Linked DNA regions of Homo sapiens: region 1 is linked to region 2. Evidence: chromatin contacts called from ENCODE Hi-C data. All regions are on one chromosome and are shown on one strand. The core of a region is the stretch at or near the end of the contact, and the rest is flanking DNA. Distances in the headings are between cores, read along the strand shown.

Region 1 (2,757 bases), core at 197-2,696, 300 kb before region 2:
TAAAAATCCTAATAGAACTAAGCTGGTCAATATATATTTTTTCATGATGTTATATTGAGTGTTAATGTTAATTACGTTAGTCACAAATTAACCCTTTTCTTTTAAATGTAACTTTAAAGGTTTATGAAATTCTAATCCTTTGTTAGACATATTTAATTGTTAGGCATATTTAATTTTAAATGGAAATCAGAAGAGAGATTGTTTCACTTGCCAGCAATTTTCTTTATAGCAAACTTTCTTAGAATATATTTAGTAAATTCTCCTGAACGAAAAAAATGTTAGTTATGAATGCTATAGTTTAATATTGAATAGAATTTTTGGAGAATGTCAGGAAATTTCTATGAACTCCATCACCAAAGACCATGCTTCTTTAAAGAAAGGAATTAGATCAAGGAAGAAGGAAAAAAAGCATAAGAAAAAGAATGTGAAAACGGTGAAAACAGTCTTGTCCTTCTGGACTTTTGCTAGAAATTGTGATCAAATAATAAGTTTGTAGAAAGAGGATGTAATAATATATGCTAGTACATGTATAGAAAAAATATTTTGCTTGGGAAATGGTGATATGCAGTGAATATTGAGAGTGGTTCTCTTTTTGGAGGAAGGATTAGGAGGTTTTCATCTTCTATATTAAGTATTTCTATAAGAACAGAACCTTGAAAGTTCATAATTGCTTCTATAAACACACAAAATTTAATTTAGGCATACAGACCTGAACTATACCACACATCATGTCAGTTCTGCAAGGTGTTGAAAGAATTCTGAAACTCTCTTTCATCCCATAGCCAAGGAAACGATAAGGCAAAGTTTTAAGGTATAAATGTGTCCATGGGAGAGAATTTAAAAAGTAGTCACATATGGAAGCTTCTGGAAAAACGAAACAAAAAAACATTTTTTAGGATCTCATTTGTGATACAGGCATATCGTCATCCCTTTTATTCAAATCTTTTCTGGCTATTCAGACTTCCTCATAACTATTTTTACAGTGAACACTGGTTTCACTACAGTTTTGGAGTGTGGGTGGAAACGGAGACAGAAAGGAGGAGCATTAATAGTGAGAAAAATTATTCCCCAAAGCAGGGTATCGTCTGTAGAAGAATTTCAGGAGCGTCTCTCTAAGGCACTCCTATTCTTAATTTTGGTTGAAACCGTGCACACCTTTTGTTGTACTGGGTCTAGTAATACACACCTTCTTCCTTTCCAACCAGCCATATGAACTTATCTACATTACAAGCTTCTGCCAGAGGCCAGGAAAAAGATGTGTACGGTAATTCCAAACACAGTCAGGAAAGGAAGTGGCTCAGTGGTTTTCTTAAAAGTCAGTGACACCTATCAAATGGCATTAGAAATATTTAGTAAGGACTATTCACAATTGCTTCAAATTGACAGGATAGTGCCTGCCTCAAATGAGATTGCACATTACTGGATGATTTTTTAAACATTCATCTGCAGTCATGCGGTCAGCAAGATAGTTTCAACTGCCCAGAAAAAAACAGATGTTAAGTGGTGATTGTGCTTTGAAATAGAAATGAAGTCAAGGATCTCCTATTGCTTTTGAGCAAGTCAAGCTGTCTAAAAAGCAAAACAATTTAAATGAAAAACATTCTTTTTATGCTGTGGGTTTTTTCCTCATAACTTACACTGTTTTCTGTGCATGCAGTGCTATCTATCTTATGTAATTAGGAGAAAATCTTAAAAGCAAACATTGTACACAGAATTGCTAATAAGATCACTTGTATGATGTTGGGCTCCAACCATTTTGTTATATTATATTGGAAGTAAACTATTGATTATAAAAATAACTATAGTCAGGCACAATGGTGTAAACCTGTAGGCCCAGCTTCTTGGGAGGCCAAAGCAGGAAGATCCCTTGAGCCCAGGAGTTCAAGCCCAGTTTAGGCAACATAGCAAGACTCTGTTCCCCCGAAAAAAAAAAACCTGTTTTTAGTTTTAATGTTGCTTCTGATCAATGTTGATTATAAAAAGAAAACTGTGTACTGTTAGGCAAGCATAAAGTTATCACCTGTTCAATTTATTCATTAAACAACCATAGATGTGCCATTATACATGAAACATTTCTGGCTCCATATTTTAAAAACAGTCTTTTTAAAATTTATAAAAAGACAGTGAGAACACATGGACACAAGGAGGGGAACAACACACACTGGGGCCTGTCGTGGGATTGGGGGGCGAGCCAAGGGAGAGCATCAGGACAAATAGCTAATGCATGCAGGGCTTAAAACCTAGATGATGGGTTGATAGGTGTAGCAAACATGTAAACCTATGTAACAAACCTACATGTTCTGCACATGTATCCTGGAACTTAAAGTAAAAAAAAATATTAATTAAAAGAAAATGTTGGATTTTTGAAATAGTACTGCCCTTTTAAATTTCATCAATAATGCCTATGTGCTAAATTGAGACATGCTCAGTCGCACTAGGAAGCATTTTGCTGTGAAAGCATTTATTTTTTTCCCATTGTGCTGCATTCTTTTAATAACTCTTAGGGTATAAGACTCCAAAAAGCAGGTTGCTCTTGTAACCTGTCCCCTTCAGTATTTCAATCTAACAGCTTCAAGTGTCTTCATTCACTCTCTCTATGTATAGAAATCACCATCAGGCTTTCCTAAATGAGAGCAGAAGTTTCACTCAGCATTCTTTTCCTAGATGGGGGTTATGATGACATTTCCTTATTGTTTAAGGGCAGCCCAAACTCATGATTAATTTGAAAACTAATTACCAAGAATGTAGGACTAATGT
Region 2 (2,824 bases), core at 92-2,591:
CTTTTGAAAGTGAATCTCTGCTCTAAGAGAAACTTTTGGCCTGTCTCTTACACAGAGACTCAGACTTGGGAGTTCCAATGAACTCCAAACTGGTGGGATTCAGGAAAGGAAGGAAGAAGGGATAGTCCTGAGGTGTCTGATCCAGATCTAGTTAGAATAAAAAAGATGTCTGGGATAAGAGTAGCTCTTCTGAACCTACTGCAACTGAACTCATGCTTCAGGCAGCTTCCAACAGAACTTTAAAGTAGGGGGAAGTGGGATTAGCCTTCTTGATATAATGGAACTACCGAAAGTCTGAATCCAACCAGGGACCCTCATTCCAAAACCAAAGACAGTATTATGTGTTTAAGAGAGTTCATGACTCTCTTGAACAAAACCCAACTCCTGGAGCTCCAGAGTAAAGAGCCCTACCCTATAGCCTGCAGCAGTAGGATATATTGGAAAAAGAAAGAGCTCTGTAGATCATTCCTTGAATCCAGTCATTTACTAGCTAGTAATCATGGGAGAGTCACTTTACCTCCCTTTGCTTTAATGTCCTCAGGTGTAAAATGTAGTTAAAATACTTGGTCGAAAAGATTGTTGCAAGGACACCAGAGTGAATGGAAGCAAGAGAGAACACAGAGTGATAATAGTCAGTGGTTTTGGCACAGAATTCAGATCCTTACTCTGAATCTCACTATGTGTCTTTGGGAAATATACTTAAATTTTATGTTCTTCACTTAAAAGAGGAGGTTCATACGACCTCATAAGGTTGATATGAGTATTAAGTGGGAATGCTTAAAGCAGAAATGTTTAAAATAGCTCCCTGCACATAGTAAGCATTCGATAAGAGCTAGTTTCTTCCCTTCTACCTTAGAATCACAGTTCTGATTGCTGGGCCTCCCAATGAAGTGGCTGAACTATTTCTACCGGGTAAGACAGCCCAAAGTTTGTCAAATGATCTTCTTTTGGGCCTGCAATAATAATAATATTAATAATAACCTAAGAAGCTGTCAGAATGTATCAACACATCATTATCTGGATGAAACAATGAGCTTAGTTTTACATTTATGCTTTTTCAGACTACTGACTGAAAAATAGGTGACTGAAATTTCCTATTTGTTTGTCTGAAACAGAGGTACAAGGCCTGAAAGAACCTATCCAAATATCAGCTCTGGTTTTCCTCTTCTCCTGCCAGCGGTGTTCTAAAACCATAGAGGTAAGTGCAGTGCTGAGAACAGAAGACTATGCTGAAAAAAATCAACAGTAACACTCTCTATTAGAGGTGCATAGAAATGAAGAAACCACTTCCTATATTTCAAGTACAACCTTGACACCAATAAGCCAGGCCTTGGGTACCACAGTGTGGCAAAGCTAGGTATTACAGAGAGAACACTGATCCCTTATAAAGTAGAAGGAAGAGCTGGACATTGGCTATAGTGGAGAATTTTGTTTGGGGAACTTTGCTAGAGAAAAGCCATGGATTCTATTTACTGAATTAAATGCCACTGACCTACATCTGGCTTTGTTCACCATCTCCTCTGAGACTAAGCCCCTCAAAAGAGGAAGTGAGTCATAGGAGAGTAAGAAAGGATAGGAACAGTTGGTATTTCAGTGGGAGAGAAACTTGCTATTTAAACTATTTGATTAAATAATTATGTTGCTCAGGTAATAGAACAATTAATATGTAGCCACAACCTATATTTTTAACATAATTTAACTATTTAACAAAACAATAGGTAAAATCTAGGGGGATATTATGCTAGAATAAATGCTTATTTGATATTTAATTGAAAAAACATTCAACTCTGTATGGGATGTTATTCTCTATTCAACTTATCCCAAAAGCTGTCATCTCAATTCTACTTAATGTGAAAATTATACAGCTGCTAAGAGTTTTAAAAATCATGTCTATTTCAGCCTAAGCAAAACATTACATAAATATCCAGAGTTACTTGACACAAAATAGGTGGTTACTCACATTTACCACAGAATTTGAAATAGGAGTCTGTGAAACTTTAAGATCTCCCCTACATCAGCTGATCCCTTATCCTCCACTCAGGCACACAATTTATTACATAAAATGTGCCATATATATTTAAACATTAAAGAATTATTTGATATTTAAGACACATGGAGATGTGATTAAAACAAGGCTTATTTTAACCTTGAATCTACTGCTTATATATCCTTAAATTGACATAGGAATTCATTTTTTCTTTCTCTATAAAAGACAGTTTTCATTGTTCTCTGTTTATAAAAGAAATACATACTTATTATAAAATTTTAATTGTTACACATGTGAAAGTCCCCTATCATACTAAACTCTAGAAAGATACTTTTGTGAATTTTTGACTATTTCTAACTTAAAATAAGTTTTTTTTCCTTTACAAAAATTGGGTCAAGTTGTGTGCAGTGTTTGAAATACGCATTTTTCTTTTTTCTTTCCCTTAGTCATCATTTCAACGTTTGTTTCATTGCTGTAATAATACTATATTACATAGTCTGAATATATCAGAGCTTATTTCTCCAGTTTGCTGTTGATGATTGAAGTAGAGAGTCAAAGGAATTTTGGTGTTTACCTTCCACAGTGCTAAAATGAGCAGCATTAACAGCAACAATCCGGCAAAAGCACTCAGCAGGATGACCCATAATGGCACTCTGCCCGGTAGCCCATCTTTGGATATTTGAATAGCAAGCTGAAAATTATTAAACAAGATTGTTAACATAATAAACACCTATTAGAACTCCTGGAACATTGAGTTCTTGCAGGCTACAATTCTCTACCAGTGCATTAATCTCGTTACTATATAATGAGAAAACATTAGATTTACATTAGAAAATG

Evidence for each region. Hi-C counts contacts between places; a loop is a spot of excess contacts on that map. Pooled maps may share reads with other maps.
Region 1: a loop to region 2 is called in a map of IMR-90, with 8 times the contacts of the local background. The contact joins two enhancer-like sites. A Hi-C loop is called at or near these places in 1 of 168 maps with a recorded cell type or tissue (IMR-90), 1 of 37 single-sample maps with no recorded cell type and 5 of 50 pooled maps.

What each region holds. Positions count from the first base shown.
Region 1 is chr5:53,244,885-53,247,641 of GRCh38, reverse strand. No RefSeq gene overlaps it. Among named protein-coding and RNA genes, the nearest start is that of MOCS2-DT, 140 kb to the right of the region's middle. Within about 2 kb of position 1,446, at least 2 of the 41 ENCODE cell types and tissues checked have a DNase peak (open chromatin) inside an H3K27ac peak, as active enhancers do.
Region 2 is chr5:52,947,199-52,950,022 of GRCh38, reverse strand. It overlaps ITGA1 (integrin subunit alpha 1), which reads right to left. Exons shown (of 29, transcript NM_181501.2): 28 at 2,562-2,678. It overlaps ITGA2-AS1 (ITGA2 antisense RNA 1), which reads left to right. Exons shown (of 4, transcript NR_186583.1): 3 at 1,116-1,198. Among named protein-coding and RNA genes, the nearest start is that of ITGA2, 41 kb to the left of the region's middle. Within about 2 kb of position 1,341, at least 6 of the 41 ENCODE cell types and tissues checked have a DNase peak (open chromatin) inside an H3K27ac peak, as active enhancers do.